Linked DNA regions of Mus musculus: region 1 is linked to region 2. The links are chromatin loops, found by intact Hi-C in ENCODE. Cell type or tissue: gastrocnemius. All regions are shown on one strand. Region 1 overlaps Rassf2 (Ras association (RalGDS/AF-6) domain family member 2). Region 2 overlaps Slc23a2 (solute carrier family 23 (nucleobase transporters), member 2).

The links. A loop is a pair of places that touch in the nucleus more often than their neighbours do. Peaks named below come from ENCODE experiments on the same cell type or tissue, not always from the same donor. Only the 100,000 strongest peaks of a DNase experiment are listed, where the experiment ranks them.
Region 1: a loop joins it to region 2, with 1.9 times the contacts of the local background. A loop is called at or near these places in 4 of 42 quality-filtered maps.

The regions. Positions count from the first base shown.
Region 1 is chr2:132,004,984-132,008,983 of GRCm38, reverse strand. Rassf2 (Ras association (RalGDS/AF-6) domain family member 2) reads left to right here. Exons shown (of 11, transcript NM_175445.4): 4 at 1,467-1,618; 5 at 3,588-3,676. Among named protein-coding and RNA genes, the nearest start is that of Rassf2, 23 kb to the left of the region's middle. In gastrocnemius, no CTCF peak of the experiment used is centred here; a DNase peak (open chromatin) is centred at 2,159; H3K4me3 peaks cover 228 bases; H3K27ac peaks cover 3,742 bases.
Region 2 is chr2:132,062,054-132,066,053 of GRCm38, reverse strand. It overlaps Slc23a2 (solute carrier family 23 (nucleobase transporters), member 2), which reads left to right. Exons shown (of 16, transcript NM_018824.2): 12 at 585-690; 13 at 3,866-3,995. Among named protein-coding and RNA genes, the nearest start is that of Gm31179, 34 kb to the right of the region's middle. In gastrocnemius, a CTCF peak has its summit at 1,646 (motif pointing left); no DNase peak of the experiment used is centred here; H3K27ac peaks cover 429 bases.

The DNA of each region.
Region 1 (4,000 bases), 57 kb after region 2:
ACCCGTGAAAGCTTGGGTTCAGAAGGGAGAGGAGCCTGGTCCTTAACTGGTGGCTGGGCTGTGAGCAAGAACCAGGACCTGGCATAGCTGTCCTGCTTCTGTCTTTGGCTTACTTTGTGCAGCTATGAACACACAGCCTGACAGACAACTTAAAAGGAGAGAGGATTTGTTTGAGCTCACAGTGTCAGAGGGCTTGGCCTGTGGACACTTGGCTTTTTGTGCCCAGGCAGAAGATGCTGGTGGTGGGAGTTCTTTACCTCATGGTAGGTAGGAAGTAGAGACACACAGGAAGGTACTAGAGACCGGGTGGCCCACTTCTTCCAGCTAGGCCCTCCTTCCTAAGGTTTCCACAAGCAGGGGAGCAAACCTTTAGCATGTAGCCTGCGGGAACATCTTGTAAACAAACTAGAACAATCCTGTCGTCAACTCTCTGAGACCTCACAGTCAAAATAGGATTGGAGGGGCTGCATCTGGGAGGGTTTTATGTTGAACTTCTTGTTAGTCAGCAACCTCTGAGTATAACTTTGGAATTCCTGAAGGATTTATTCGCCTCTTGGGAGGTGTAGTGGTGTGTTAGATTATGAAAAACACTGGGGGAGTTAGTTCTTCTTTAAAAAATAATTAGATGAGGACTGTGGCTTGCAGCTAGCAGACACTTGACACCTTTTAAGGCAACACTTCTGCTCTAGGAACGTGCTCTGTAAGTAAACTTGGGGGAAGCTTTGAATCTCTGTTACCCAAAGTCAGGTCAGATTGCTAAACGCAAGGGGAAACAGCCAGTTCTAGGGTTTTGTCCTTGCTTCTAATTAGGCCAGTCTCTGTTATTTTAAGAGAGGTTCTGACCCTCTCTCTGTTTCTCTCTCCTTCCTTCCATCTTAATTGTTTTCCTCTCTCCTTCCTTTCTTTCCTTCCTTTCCTTCCTCCCTCCCTCCCTCACCTCTCTCCCTCTATCCTTTCCTTTCCTTTCCTTTCCTTTCCTTTCCTTTCCTTTCCTTTCCTTTCCTTTCCTTTCCTTTCCTTTCCTTTCCTTTCCTTTCCTTTCCTTCCTTCCTTCCTTCCTTCCTTCCTTCCTTGTTGATTTTGGTCATGTGCTCATTCTGAAGCTCATCCTGGCCTGGAACTGTTGGCAATCCTCCTGCCTCCACTTCCTGAGTCCTGACACTATAGATAGGAGCTATCACACCTCTTATTGTACTCTGATTTCCTTAAAGTCATTAAGATGAAGGCAATAAAAACGGTTTGATGAATTGCCCACGTGTGTCTCAGTTTTAAAGAAACAGGGTCTTGCTGGGGATCTCCCACATGCTGCTGAGAACCTTGTGCTGTTGACCTTTGAGGTCATCTGTGAGGAGCTGGAACTTCCCAGCAGAGCGTGCCTCAGAGCTAGGATTTGCTCACTGCTCCCTCCCTCCCTCGCATCCTATGGATCCACTCTGGGCTCAGCACCCTCGGTTGTTTCATGGCAGGAGGAAGACGAGTTCATTGTGGAGGGGTTACTGAACATCTCCTGGGGGCTGCGCAGGCCCATTCGGCTGCAGATGCAGGATGACCACGAACGCATCCGTCCTCCTCCATCCTCCTCCTCCTGGCACTCCGGCTGTAACCTGGGCGCACAGGGGTGAGTGAAGGGAGATGAATTTGAGGGTATCTGGGGGCTGCTGGTCCAGTTCCCAGCACCCCAACTGCTATCTGCCACAGGTTTGGGATGGGGACAAAGGGACCTCTCACCTGCCTGACTCCACAGGCACAGAGTGAAGAGGGGTGGTTCTGAGTCAGCAATGGGGAGTACAGGGTAATGGGCAGCAGAGGGCCCTCCCTCCAGGAGCCCTAGCCAAGCCTGAGGCTTCCGACAGGGTGCCAACACACACATCCTCCCAACTTGAATGGTCCTGCTCCAGGGACATCTAGGATTTGAACTCACTGATCAAAGCTCTCTCCCTCTTGGTGGAACCTAGTAGAAGAGAAAGGAATGTTCTGTCTGAGCCAGCCGAGTGAGGTCAGCCAGCGAGCTTCTGTACACCTGGAACAGGTCATGGCAGGAGGCAGGAGTCTAGGAGGTCCTCTATTGAACCTCATTGCAAGGTCAGCGAACAGCAGCATGTCTGCTCTCCCACCTTCTGTGACTGAATGAGAAGCTGGATGCTGGCACGGGGCCGATCTTCTTGTTCTCTCTGGGACTTCAGTCTTGAGATCAAGTGACTAACTAGCCTTGTTCCCCTCGAAACTTGCTGAGGTGGGCGGCATTCGGGCCAGAGCCTGGGTGGAGTGTGCTGGCCACTCAGCCAAAACCACAATGACGTGCTTTCAAGTTTAAAGGGGAACTGAGCCCTCCTTCCCTGCTGGCTGCCTGGAATGTTGTTACATTCCACGGCCAAGTGGATCAGTGTCCTAAGTTGAGAAATATCCACAGAAGAGCCAAATCCTGGAACCAACCTTGGGACTAAGGAGGGAAGTTGTTGCCCTGCCCACTGGGCACGGGGAAGCCTGGTCAGGGCTCTTGGGCTTGCTCTCAGCACATTCACAGTTCCGGTGGGCCAGATCCTGTCCGTGCCCAGCTTTGACCTCTAGATTGTTACATTCTGTTCTCCAAGTGAGATGATTTTAAAGATCCCATTTTCCTGTGATGCCTAGGGGTCCTTCCGTCTGCACTCCAGGTTTTTCTGCGTTCTCCAGTGACAACCTGGTCCCTGAAGCCTGTAAATATTTTAAGGGCTTTCAGAAGCATGTCCCAAATGCCAGCCAAACTTAAATGTTGCCCGCAGGAGTGTGTTTGAGATGCTCAGACCAGTTTCCGCGTTGGACAGTGGCGATGGGGTGCCACCTGGACCCAGTGCCTGCATTTCTCGGAAGGGCACAGACTGAGGCTTAGACAGTTATGAGGGAAAATTCTTCCAGTTTGTCAATTTTACTTTTCTTTCCTTAAAGCCATTATTCTAAGAATGTATGCCTTAGGGAGCCCCTCCCCTCTTCTCATTCTGGTCCTTCCTGAGAAACTCGACTCTCCCTTCAGACTGAATCCCCTGTTGATCTTGGATGTGTTTTTCTGAGCTGACTCCATGGCTCTTTGGGGCTTTCAGAAAATATTCCCAGTTACCACAGCAAACCCAGGTCGCGTAGTTCAGGTGAGCTTTTGTGGTCCCTTCTCCTGATGGCAACCCTGAGAGCATCATCACTCCTGAGCCGAAGAAGCCAGGGCCAGTTTCTGAGATGTTCCTCCAACAGAAAGAAACCCAGCTTGGAATCGTGTCCCTAGAAAATGGGCCCTAGGCCACCACATGTGCTTTGAGACTCAGTGCATGGACTTGGCTCTGGGTTCTTCCTTCTGGATCTAATGAACTGGGTTCTTGCAGAGGAAGGAACAGAACATGTTTCTCCTGAGCTTCCTGCCCCCCTCAGCACTTAGAATGGGATCTGGGCCAGCCTCCTGGATGCTCGGCACATCTTGCCTGCCTCTTGCTTGCCTGTCAAATACTTGAGTTTCCCTACATGGCATGTATAAAAGTTCCCATTGCAGGAAGGGGGCCGTGAAATTGGGACCTGTCCTCTCAAGGTCTAAACAAGCCTGCTGTTTGTTTGCACCCCCTCAGCACCACACTGAAGCCCCTCACCATGCCCACTGTTCAGATCTCAGAAGTGGATATGCCAGTTGAAGGCCTCGAGACACACAGCCCAACAGGTGAGCAATAGAAAGAGCCTCCTGCTAGAGGCCCACGGGGTGACAGCTGTGTTTGAACCTGTGACTTCTTGTCTACATCTGTAAAATCCACACGCATCAATAGCTTTTTAAAAAGTTAAAAGGAAAGACTTTAAATTCTCCCACCTCCTCTCCCTTCAGTTTCCTTCCTTCAAAGCAACCTGCAAAATGTCCTTTGAGATGAAACAAGCAAATCCATGCAAATCCAAATGACGCCAAGGAGAAGGCCTGCTGCCACCACCCGGAGTGGGTGCGGCTCCTTCTGGGCCTCTCCCCAGACAAGTGGCAGCTTTTGCAGTAGCTCTA
Region 2 (4,000 bases):
TGTAAGTGATTGGGGAACTGACCGTAAGGAAGGTACAGAGAAAGGAGCACAAGGCACCCCTCCCTGTCGTTGCCCCTCCAACACAAGTCAGCATGACTTGTACCCAGTGTGGGCAGGGGCTCTGTAAGGCTTTTCACAGTTCTCTCAAATAAAACTGCTACATGTGAGGAGACTGCTCATTTAAAAGTTTCAAAACAAAAAATTTTTTTCAGTAGTTACAAAGCAGTTTTTCCTAATGAAACTATCTTAATAGCAAAGAATCAAACTGATGTGTCTTACTTCAAAGCACAGCCGATGCTTCTTTTAGATTCAGTAGTTCTTTGGTTTCATTTGAAATTATTTTAAAGTATTTGTGTCTAATGGGCAGTGTGGAGCTAGCCTTCTTAGAGTTGCTGGGCATATGGGGAGTTGTCCTCAGCCCATCAGGGAAGGGACCTGAGATCCTGCAACTGCCACTGGTTAGCACCCCGCCCCTCCCAAGGGGGCATAATTCTTGTACGTTTCAAACATTAAGAGCTGGTTGCAGTGTTTCCCCAGGAATGACGGTTTCTCTTTCTCCCCCCCCTTTTTTTTTATACTTTTAGGGGTATTTTCGTGGAGGGTCTTTCCTGTGTTCTTGATGGCATATTTGGTACCGGGAATGGCTCTACCTCCTCCAGTCCCAATATTGGAGTTTTGGGAATTACAAAGGTATAAATGTTTTCCTAATTAAATGGCTGAGCATCTGTCTATTTCAATGACAGGTCTGACCTGACCCTTCCCTTGTGATTATCTTCCTTCCCCATCTCCTTTTCCCCTTGGATGAGTTTGGAGTGTCAGCTAGGAGACCTCTCCTCTCTGGGCCATCGGAGTAGCAGGCATCTGGGTATAGCTGTGGTGTCCTGCAGTCTCAGACATTGATTAAACTTGTGCCTGCGTCAGGCCTCTGTTTTAGGCGCTTGGGTGGGTGGTGCATGATGAAAAAGAAAGTTGGAGTTTACATCTGAATGAGGGAAGACCCCAGAATTCAACAGAGCATGTTGGATGAGAGATGCCTGTTACTACAGAAAACCATCTGTCACATTAAATAACGTCTCTGACTTCTGGGACAGAATCCCTTTTCAACGAAATCTGTGGAGTCACAGTGAAGCAGATCCTGGGCCTGACTCCTAAACTCATCTGACCCTACAAGCCCTCTACCAGACCCTAGTTACTGACATTAAACCTACAGCTGCCCCGCCCCCAAGCCTTACTTCTATACCTGTCAGCTTTATTATGCACAATTAAACTTCATGTCCAGCCAAATAGTGCTGCTTGCCAGGATGTTGTGGAGTACTGGTTGGCCCAGCAGCCATTGGATGTTGTGTAACTAAAGACTGTTAAGATTGGCTCCCCTTTCTTTATGGGTTGCATGAGTCATAAGTCTCCTTACCGGGGCAGCCAATCCGGAAGCCTTCCAGACCTGTTTGACCTCTAGCTCCCTGCAGGATTCTATAACCAGATAAAAAGAAACCCAGTACTGTTTGGTTCATCTTGATTACAAATCCGGGTGAGAGGGAGCAGCATCCAGATGCAGGAAGCACACCTGACTTGTTTGTTGATCTTCCCATAAGAGGCAGGGCTGACGTAAGCTCAACTTCACGTGTACCGATGGCACCATCTGCTGCCCATTGCTCCCAGCACATGGCTCGGAGGGAGGGAGACTTTATAGGTACTTCCTTCAGTGCCATTGCTGGAGTCCCAAGTGCTGCCTACGAAAGGCAGCAGATGTGGAGCCTGGGGAGCTGAAGGTACGGTCGAATGGGCACCGTGTGGATTAACCAGCCACCCCTGAGCCTCTCTTCTCCCATAAGCCTATGGGCAGATAAGTAGTTATAAATAGGCAGGTTGTAAAATTGCTGAGAGGGCCTTTTGTTTAACAAGCACCATCCTTCTGTATCCTTATAGAGGCCACAGAACAGCTAAGGTCACTGAAAGGAAACAAATACCCTTGACAACATGACCGTGGTGGCTCAGGGGGTGACTGATCCTTGAATGGTACAGCCTTACTGAAGTGGCACCCAACAGCACTGACTTTGTCATGCAGTGCAATTCCCAGGAGGCCAGAAGGCAGCCCCAGCGCCCCTGGGTGCAGAGCCCTAGGCAGCTGTGAGTCATCAAGCATGGGTGCTGGAAGAACAGGATGAGCTCTTAACCACTGAGCTAGCTCTTCAGCCCCATCATTTATATTGCTCGAATCCCTTATTTCTCCAGGCAGAAGCTGTATCCATTCAAGACACTCACAGTCAAGTCCCTAGTCTACATCTGCCTTAGAGCAGGGAGGTGGGGCTTGGAGCAGAAATATCTATGTGACCCTAGCCCTGTGGCTAGCTAGGAAGGCTCCCTGCTTGGGGTAAGCGGGTATGAGCTCTGCACTATATTAGACCTCTCATCCTGCTAAATGGCATGGGACAAACAACCTTTATGAGTAAGGCACAGCTTCTACGGCCTACAGTTCCAGGTCTAGATCCACACTGTCTAATATGATGGCCAGTAGCTTCATGTAGCGGTGTTCACTTAAATAAGTTAGTGTTACAGTTTCCCTTACCCAGTCACAATGACTGGCTCAGTCATATACTAGTAGACAACAGCACATTCAGAAAACATGTCCACTGTAGCAATCTTCTGGACAGACAGGGCTGAGCCAGTGAACCAGACATGGTTTGAAAGGAGGCTAGTCTGTCCTCCACCGATCTGCCTGCATTTTATGGCAGCTCTGCTGTTCCAGCTTTTATCCAGTTACTTCGTTCCTTGACTCGGAAATAACCTTCTCATCAGAGATGAGCTACCTTCCTAAGTGTGGGCCATGTGCCCCACAGAGAGGACAACAGAACACAAGCAGGATGTTGTTTCATCCTTTTTCTCATCACGGTCACAGCAGGTCACCTCTTTGGTCTCCGTGCCTTGGTCTGTAAAAGTAGCTAGCAAGATGTTAGAATACATCACTTGATACCAGTTTAGCATGGCTTTCTGGCGTGTTCCAAGTACTAGCTGTAGTACAGATACTTTCAAAGGCGCAGTGGGTAAGCAGACCAGCAGCCAGGCTCCAGCGTTTGCATTCTTAGGTCTCCCTTCACTATACCACCTTTTGTGGTCAGACAGCATAAGAGGAGGTGCTTCCACTAATGGAAGAGTGCTATATACGTGACTCAGGAAGGTAGAGTCACAAGTACTTCTGGTGAACTGTTTTGGGTGAAAAGTCATATGAAAAAAGTGGGAGAGAAGCAGGAACAGTGTGTATAACTGTTGCATCCATGATCCATGACTCCAGCCCATAAGGTCATTTCTCTCTCTCTCTCTCTCTCTCTCTCTCTCTCTCTCTCTTTCCTTCTTTCTTTCTTTCTTTCTTAAGAGTTATTTATTGATTTTATGTATATGACTACACTGCAGCAGTCTTCAGACACCCCAGAAGAGGGCATCAGATCTCATTGTGGGTGGTTGTGAGCCACCATGTGGTTGCTGGGATTTGAACTCAGGACCTCTGGAAGAGCAGTCAGTGCTCTTAACCACTGAGCCATCTCTCCAGCCCCCAGGAGCTCATTTCAACCAGGGGCCCTGAAAGCCCACACTCGGCAAAAGCACTATATCCAAGGAAAAGATAAAATCTTAAATCTCTAACTCCTGATTCCTGGGGTCACCTGTTCACAGCTGAAACAGTGAACTGAGGTGGAGGAGCACCAAGTGGCAGAGACAGAGGGCATCTTGGGTTGTCTCTATAGTCCATGTTAACAGAAAGTTAAAAGTAACCTAGATCCTGTCCTAGACACTGCTATATTTGCGCTGGGCCCTGGGAGACTGGGTTGAAGAATGGCGGGTAAACCTGTGTCTGCACCTGGTGTGTCCACAGGTCGGCAGCCGCCGGGTGATCCAGTACGGTGCAGCTCTCATGCTGGGCTTGGGCATGGTTGGCAAGTTCAGCGCCCTCTTCGCCTCCCTCCCAGACCCTGTGCTCGGAGCCCTCTTCTGCACACTCTTTGGTAAG